Linked DNA regions of Mus musculus: region 1 is linked to region 2. The links are chromatin contacts, found by Hi-C or POLR2A ChIA-PET in ENCODE. All regions are on one chromosome and are shown on one strand. The core of a region is the stretch at or near the end of the contact, and the rest is flanking DNA. Distances in the headings are between cores, read along the strand shown. Region 1 holds the start of Washc5 (WASH complex subunit 5). Region 2 holds the start of Sqle (squalene epoxidase).

The links. Hi-C counts contacts between places; a loop is a spot of excess contacts on that map. ChIA-PET counts read pairs that join two places held with the same protein, here RNA polymerase II (POLR2A).
Region 1: a loop to region 2 is called in a map of T-helper 1 cell, with 2.3 times the contacts of the local background. The contact joins the promoter of Washc5 here to the promoter of Sqle in region 2. A Hi-C loop is called at or near these places in 4 of 37 maps with a recorded cell type or tissue (T-helper 1 cell, T-helper 2 cell and left cerebral cortex). POLR2A ChIA-PET finds 5 or more read pairs at or near these places in 2 of 5 experiments (Patski and embryonic stem cell).

The regions. Positions count from the first base shown.
Region 1 is chr15:59,372,295-59,376,009 of GRCm38, reverse strand. Washc5 (WASH complex subunit 5) reads left to right here and starts at 1,823. Exons shown (of 29, transcript NM_153548.3): 1 at 1,823-1,969. Nsmce2 (NSE2/MMS21 homolog, SMC5-SMC6 complex SUMO ligase) reads right to left here and starts at 1,812. Exons shown (of 7, transcript NM_026746.3): 1 at 1,655-1,812.
Region 2 is chr15:59,313,690-59,317,800 of GRCm38, reverse strand. It overlaps Sqle (squalene epoxidase), which reads right to left and starts at 2,709. Exons shown (of 11, transcript NM_009270.3): 1 at 1,672-2,709; 2 at 1-5. The coding sequence starts at 1,956.

The sequences.
Region 1 (3,715 bases), core at 574-3,073, 59 kb before region 2:
ACCACGACTAAGACATCAGGGAACAATATTTCCGTTTGCACTCCTTTGGGCTCTTAGCTCTTTCCATCTCTTCCAAGAGCTGTCTAGAGCCCCAATCCACAACTGCTAGTCCTCCCCATACCTTCCCCAACACATACTCTTCACTTCCCCGCCTCCTCCAGTCTCATCTGTCTGCTAAGGTCTAAATGTTTGGGTCCCCATCCCCACTTTACATACTGAAATCCTAATGTCCAAACTGGTGGTTTTAGAAGATAAGGCCTTTGGCGAGGTGACTAGCTACACCCTCCAGAACATTATTAGTCCCTTATAACGGGTGCTCCAAGGGCTCTCTTGCTTTTCTACCACCCAAGAAAACAGCAAGTGCATGCCATTTACAAGCCAGAAAGCATGCCTTCACCAGACACTGAATCTGATGGTAAGTTGGCCTCGGGAATTCTCAGCCTCTACGACATCAGTTTCTGATGCTTTTGAAACTACATAGATATAGTATTTCATTTATTGACATCTGAACATTCTAACACTATTCCTTGGGGATTGGTTTAACCTAGGGTTTGGAGGTTTAACACCTCCCCCAGGGAACTTCTAACATCACGTGGGGGCATTTTTGACTGTGGCACTGGAGGGGGGTTGGGGGGTGTCACAGACCAGCATCTATGGAATTGATAGAATTCTAGCAAGTACAGTACAGTCTCTCACCACAAGGAATCATCTGAAGACAAAGCGTAATCATCACATTAGTTAAGAAACACTGATTTACACCAACCCCTTCTTGGATCCTCTTTCCAATAACACCGATCTTTTTGTTACCAGTACCTATAGCCTCCAAGACAATCTACAACAAAGTTAAGCACTTCCTGAAGTCTCACCAAGTTATTGGGCTCAGCACACTATTTTGCTTCCCTTATATTCATGAAAGAGTTGCTGTCAAGTTAAGCCAGTTTTAAATAGGAAAACACGTTTCTGCACAGCATTACAGTAGGCATAGAGCAAACCAAAAGTTCGACCGCCTTTAAATCCAAGGTGATCTCATACGACAAGAGTTGAAGTGTCTCCGTTTTCAGCATGCATACACCCTTCTCTCTGAAACCTTCCCTCGCCCACGGCTCCTCCTCTTCCACACGCCTTCTCAGTTCCTAACACACATCTCTACTATATAACTTAATACGGCTAATTGCCGACTTCTACCATTCCTTCATGCTGGGATCTCCTTAAACTGGAACATGCATTAGAAGATATAAAACGTCGCCTCACAAAAATGAAATGAGCAGGACTAAATCCGTTAAGTTACCAAAGTAATAATAAAAACTACTACCATTTCCGGGTCACCACCAACATGCCCGTGCCCAAGAAGGTTGCCTCCCGCCCCGCTTCCCCCCTCTTTTTTCACACCGAGGCTACCACATCCCTTCACCTGCAGAAGTGAAATGGCACCTGTGGCCTTGAGTCCATCTGAGCTACCTGTTCATGCCTCAGTTTCAAAAGTCAGTTCTAAACAGTTTGTTTTGTTTTGATCACATAACCTGTGATCATATGTGAGCATAACCCGCCTCCGTCTAGTTGCTGCGGGTGAAGAGGCTCAGGCCCAGGTCCCCAGAGCACAGAGGGAGGCGACAACGCCGGCTAGACCCCTATCACGGTTCCTCCTGGATCTTACCTGGCTGTCCCACCTAGCTCGGTGATATCTAGCCGAACGTCGCACGCCCAGACCCCGACTCCTTTCCTCAGCCCACTTCTGTGGCTGAAACGACCCGCGCGCGCTCTGCGTCATCACTTGGCGCCCGCGAGCGATCACATGATGCCCGGGCCCGGGCCGCCGCCCCTTGGTCACGTGACGGGCTAGGGACTCCAGGACAGAAACCCGGGTCCCGGCAGCTGACGCTCTGCGGCCCGGGACTCTAGGGGGATCCCTGGGGTGGGAGACGGGGACCGGGGCGCCCAGTCCACGCGGCCAGCGTCGGACGGCTGACAGGTGAGTCGGAGGCGGGCCTGCGGGTTCGAGGTCCATTCCTTCCCCCGTGGGCCACGTCCGGTACTGTCCCCGGAGCCAACGGGAAAACCTAGGGCTTGCAGGGTTGGGGTTGCACGCCTGATGTTCACCCACGCCTTCATGGAAATCGCTCTTGCATGCTTCTTTGAAGCTTTTGGGGTGATGCTCAGCTACTTGGCCCATAGCTGAGCTTGCAAGTTTCTCGGAGCGGTGCCTTGCTAATGTGGCTGATCTTGCACTTACTCTCCAGAAAATCAAGTAGTCACTGGAGTGATGATGGGCGAGAGCGCGCGGGGGGGTGGGGGGGGGGGTGGGGGGGGGAATAAAAGTCCTGTCGCTCACTGTGAGTTTGTGCAAGTCGTTCCTCTATACCCTAGTCTCCCTCACCTGAGACATGGTGCTGTAGTCCTTGTATTGGGGGCAGGTAGTTCTACTGGGTCCTGATTCTTCTATGATAGGAAATTTAAAAGTTGGACTCATAAAAAAAGAAAAGAAAAGTTGGACTCTTGATTTCTATATAGATGAGGGATAGTGAAGGAGTTTTATTATCTCTAACCACAGCCAGGGACTCTTTCCTTAGGTCTGCTGTTCTCACTTGTGGGTTTCATGACCCCTTTAGCAAACCTGTTTCCATAAACGTTTACATTATGATTCTTAACAGTAGCAAAATTATAGTTACTAAGTATCAATGAAAATGATTTTATGGTTGGGGTCACCACAACATGTATTAAAAGGTCAGGAAGGAAAGTTGTCTTAGATGTTAAGAATTAATGAATCAGGACTTGAGAGATGGGCCCAGTGGCTAAGACTGTTTGTTTTTCCTGAGGCCCCGGGTTCAATTCTAAGTACCCATGTGGTGACTCTCAACTATCTATAACTCCAGATCCAGGGGATCCAACACCCTCAGACATCCATGCAGGCAAAACACCAATGGACACAAAATAAATATAATTTTAAAAATTCATGAGTCACATTGGGGTGATCCAGCTTATTCCAGAACTTTTCTGGGACAGCCTCTGTTATGGATTTGAGACTGCTTTCTTTAGGGATCTGAGGTTTTGTGAAAAGAAGAAAAAATCCATCTGCTTTTGTCCTCTACACTTTAATTTTCTAAAGATATTTTGTTCTGTACTTACTGGGTAACAGATGCCATTCTTGAAAACACGTTCCTTTGACAAGGGGTTCTTCCTATTTAAAAAAAAAAAAAAAAAAAAAAAGTTACATGCCAAGATCCTAAAACTAAAGCTGCCATACTTTGTAACCTATAAAGTAATATTAAGAAGGGAATTAAGATCTGTGGTTCTGTTCCGTGCCATTAACAATTCAGTTCAACCCAGAGTTAGAGTACTGGTGTTTGCAAGTGCTCTTTGTATGTGTTGGCTAACTTATGTCTCCTGCTCTCAGTAGTGTATAGACATCATGATAACTGGAGCTCAGGGTTCTGCACTACTGTATCTTCAGATCCTAAAACAGTGCTTGGTCTGCAGCTAAGGCCACACTATTAAATTATTTATCAGTTGAGTGTTAGAAGGCTAATATGAAAGTAGAGGTTGTCATTTTTCAAAACGTTTTATTATTTGTGAATCATCACAAATCACATCATGCATCCCAGTCCCACTTATCTCCTCATCCTCTCACCTTTTGCTCTTACAGCCCCTCCTCCAAAACACACACACAGCATAGAGAAACATCTCATTGTGGAAGCTGTAGTGTGTCTCACAGTATATC
Region 2 (4,111 bases), core at 1,460-3,959:
CTGCACTGTTTAACAAAAATGATTATCATTCTTCCAAATCTGTCGACATAAACCATTAACTCGCACATAAACACACCCGACTTTTACACCTTGAGCAAAAGCTAGACTCCCCTCCCCCCACAAACATGAGTAAATCATATCCATGGTATATTTTTAAGTCCAAACCATATATAATCAGGATCAAAATACTGACTAAAAAAAAATGTATATAGCCCAATAAAATATACATATTCCTTTTTCTGGACACAGTAGTTAGAAAATGTTATATGGACATATTTGGAAATCCACATGAGGCCTAACCCTGTGCATATCTACAGTGAGATTCGAATACAGAACCAGGACCAATCCTATAACTGAACTACTCAACTCTACACTGAGCAGCTACAGGTGCAGGCCTCCCACAACTTGTGACTGTCCACGTACACAGCGGTGAGCACTGAGCAGAACTCATGCCAGCAGCTGGCTCTCTGGTTTCCAGGTAAGGAGAAAGCCTGAAGCAGTCCCAAAATGAAACCAGTCGAGCATCCTCCCTACCCCCAACAGAGAATGCCATCTTTAGACTAGTGTCAACAGCTTAGTTACTTATTAGATGGTTGAGCACCGGCCATTCTGCAAACATGAACTTACTTCATTCCCTGAGTACCAGCGACGGTGGTACCACCCTCATCTAAGCTAACAGGAACCTGATTTTGACAGAAATCAAACCATCCCCAAAGTATTACAGCAACAAGTGGCAGAACTAAACTAAAACTCTGAACCAAGTTCTTTTCTTCTACCACCTTTGCTAATTTGTACTATGGACTTTATTAAAGAAAGCAGACCCCAAAGTCTATACTGCTAGGTGGGTAACTCATCCTGGCCACTCTCTCTCATGCACACTGGACACCCAGCTTCAGCATCACAGCAATGTCCCTTCTTGCACGGCTGTGTACTGCAATGTAGTTCCCAAACATTATTTATTCTTACTTTTGTAGAAATCAAGCATTGTTACTCTATCTTTCCAACGCTCTTAAGGGAAAAGTTCACATATCCCTGGCTAGTAGGTCCTACGTGATCTGACTTGCCGCCCTGTTCCTCTCTCATCACCTACCACTGGCCCCATCATTCCCTCGAAGTAATTAATGGCACCACAAATATTTAAAGATCCAGTCTCTAACGTAAGCCTGTCATTCAGCTCTGACTCAACTTAGGAGCGGACTGCGCTGACTAATTGCTTCAATAGATAGTGGGGGACGGATTTCTGCCCAAAACTTTAAAGTGTTAGGCATCTTTATTGCTTTTCAAATTGCTGTCACTTTCCACTGTCTGCCATCACATTTATAAGTAGCCTTACCTGCCACACAAATTCTCCCTTGTCAGGAACAAAAATCATCCTTACCCAGGGATTTTAAATTAAAAGCCACAGTGAGTCTGTCTCCCAAATGAAATTCTAACATTTCCTACCAAAATCAACACCCAATCCCTGAGGTTCACACAACAAATGCTTTTCATCTTCCCTAAGAGCACAGCCACAACACAGTCCAGAACTTTAAGAAACGCAATCAAATGAGAACACTGACGCTTCTAAGCCACCACTTTCGTGACTTTTAAAGAAACCATAAACTTCAGTGACCTCGATCTGAAGTTTAAAATACGATCCCATTCATTTGCCCACTGTGGCATCAGGCATACCTTCTTGGACTCCAGCTGTTCTTTCTTTTCTGATTCAGGTGACTTGGCCCAGAAGAAGCCAATAAGAGGCAAAGCAGAGAGAATATCCGAGAAGGCAGCGAACTGGGCGCCGCTCTGATGGCGGCCAAGGAGGCCCCCGTGTCGATGGCGACAGCGGTAGGAGAGCACCAGGCCCAGCGACAGGAACACCAGCACGCACAGCAGGAGCTCCTTGTTGGCCAGGGTGACATCCCCGCATTTCTTATAAAAATAGGTGAAGGTAGCAATGCCAAGAAAAGTCCACATGGCTCAAAAGGCTTCTTTGGTGGCACCAGCCAAGGCTGAGGATTTTGTGTTTTGGGGGTCTCTTGGGGGGGTCTTTTTTCCTCGGAAGGTCTTCAGTGATTAAAATGTCCCCAAAATGTAGTTCTCAAAGGGGTTCGGGGCAACCGGTCGAACTTCTTCCAATAAATAGTTTCAGGATCACGAGTCAGATGTGATCAATTTTTGAAATCATTGAGAGTGCAAATGTATCTTAAGTTGTCCAGATCTTAAAAGGCAGCATTTAAAGCCTGCCTACCCCAACGGCTCCTGATTACACACTTCTTCATTCAGCCAACTGATGGACACGGGCCTCTCTATTGGGCTGAGGGGTGCGAATGTGGCTGTATACTTCGATGTCCGCTCGCCTGGCTGTAAACGGTCTTTTGTCACCAGCAGCAGGTGCTCGGTAGGAAGGAGTCGGGAGCGTAGAAGGATCTGGGTGCTGGGAAAGCTGCCCTTAGCAACACTGCCCCGGCAGCCTTCTCCAACAAAAGATGGCCACGGCGTCCCGAAGCGCGGCGGCAGCCTGGCAGCTCAGCCCTCCCTTGGAGATTCCTCCTCAAGCAAGCCCCGAAGTCACGGCCGGGAACCTGTCCGACCGACACTTGCCTTCCTCGAGAGTGAATGGCTGTCTCGGATGAGCGTCCTTCAGAGCGAGGCGAAGGCTCCTGCCCGCCGGGTCCCCAGCATCCCTCGCGGACAGTAACCAGAGTAACCGCTGCGCGCCCCGCTCGCAACCCGGCCCCACGCGCTTCAGCCGCCCGGCGGGCTCGGCCCAGCCCAGGGACCGGGAGGCGGGGCTCCGGCCCGGCACCGCCCCTTGAGCGGACCCCGCCTCCCACGCCGTCCGAACCAATGAGAGCGCGCACCGCGCGGTAGGCTGAGATGGCGCTATAGAGCGTTTGTCCAATGGCGGGCGGCGCACTCCGCGCGGCGCCAGTCGCAGAGGCGCTAGGGCGATGTTGCGTGGTGCGGGGCGGGTGCGTGGGGTGGGCGCGGGGCCGGTGGGTGAATGGGGCGGTGCCCGCTCGGCCTGGCCGCCGCGGGGTCCTCAGGCCCCACCTGCGGAGGGTGGAGCTCGCTCTGGAGGAACTCTTGGTGGCTCCTGGTGGCTCAAACGCAAGAGAGCTACAGGAGTCATCCGGGCGGACTGGATGATCACGGGCTAGAAAGGCGAGGAGGACGTGACACGCCGGCGAACCTGCCATAATTAGTGGACGAGGACTAAAGAAAATGAGAGAAGTCAGTAGGTGGAGATGGATCACGCCTTTAATCCCAGAACTCGGGATGCAAGAGGATCTCTGTGAGTTTGAGGCCAGCTTGATCTGCATAGCGTGTTCCAGACCAGTCAGAGATACACAGTGAAATCCTTCTCGGGTTAAAGAAAGAATGAGAAAGGAAAAAAAAAAAAAATGTCCTAATCAACAGCAATCCCAAAACTGTTTAATAAGATCATTTTATGTTTTAAGCACTATGCCAGAGCGTTGCAAACATTCATTCAACCCTTACAGCAGTCTTGCAAGAATGGCATTACCTTTCTGTTACAGAAGTAACCGAGCAGTTTATCTGCCGTCGTTCATGAGACTAACAACATCATTTTATACTATCCACAGCTACTGTCATGTAACCGAATTTCAGACTCGACAGTACCATTTAATTATCAAGCTTTCGTTGAGTTCTTAGTTATCTATGGTTTAGGTCTCACCCTAAACACTTCTCAGATATCTTTATTAGTTTCTGCGATTTTTTTTTAAGTCATTCAAACAGGTACAGTTGTTTAACCCGTTTATCCTTTAATAATGAAAGAAGTAAGTCTCACAGAACTGTATCCTACCAACCCTTTGCAGCAGGCACAGCCAACTCTATCTAGCTCCACATTTCTTCCTTCCTTTCGATTTGTTTACTTATGTATTTTGTCTACATGTATGGCTGCACTTTAGAAGAAGGCACTGGATCCCATGGGACTACAGTAACAGTTGTAAGCAGCCATTCGAGCACTAGGACTTGAACTGTGGACCTCTCATAGAAGCCATTGCTCTTAACAGCTGAGTCATCTCTCTGGCCCTAACACCACATTCCTAATGAGGGTCTCTCCATGTTCCTAAGTCCAACCAACAATAAGCTGAAATTCTAGGCA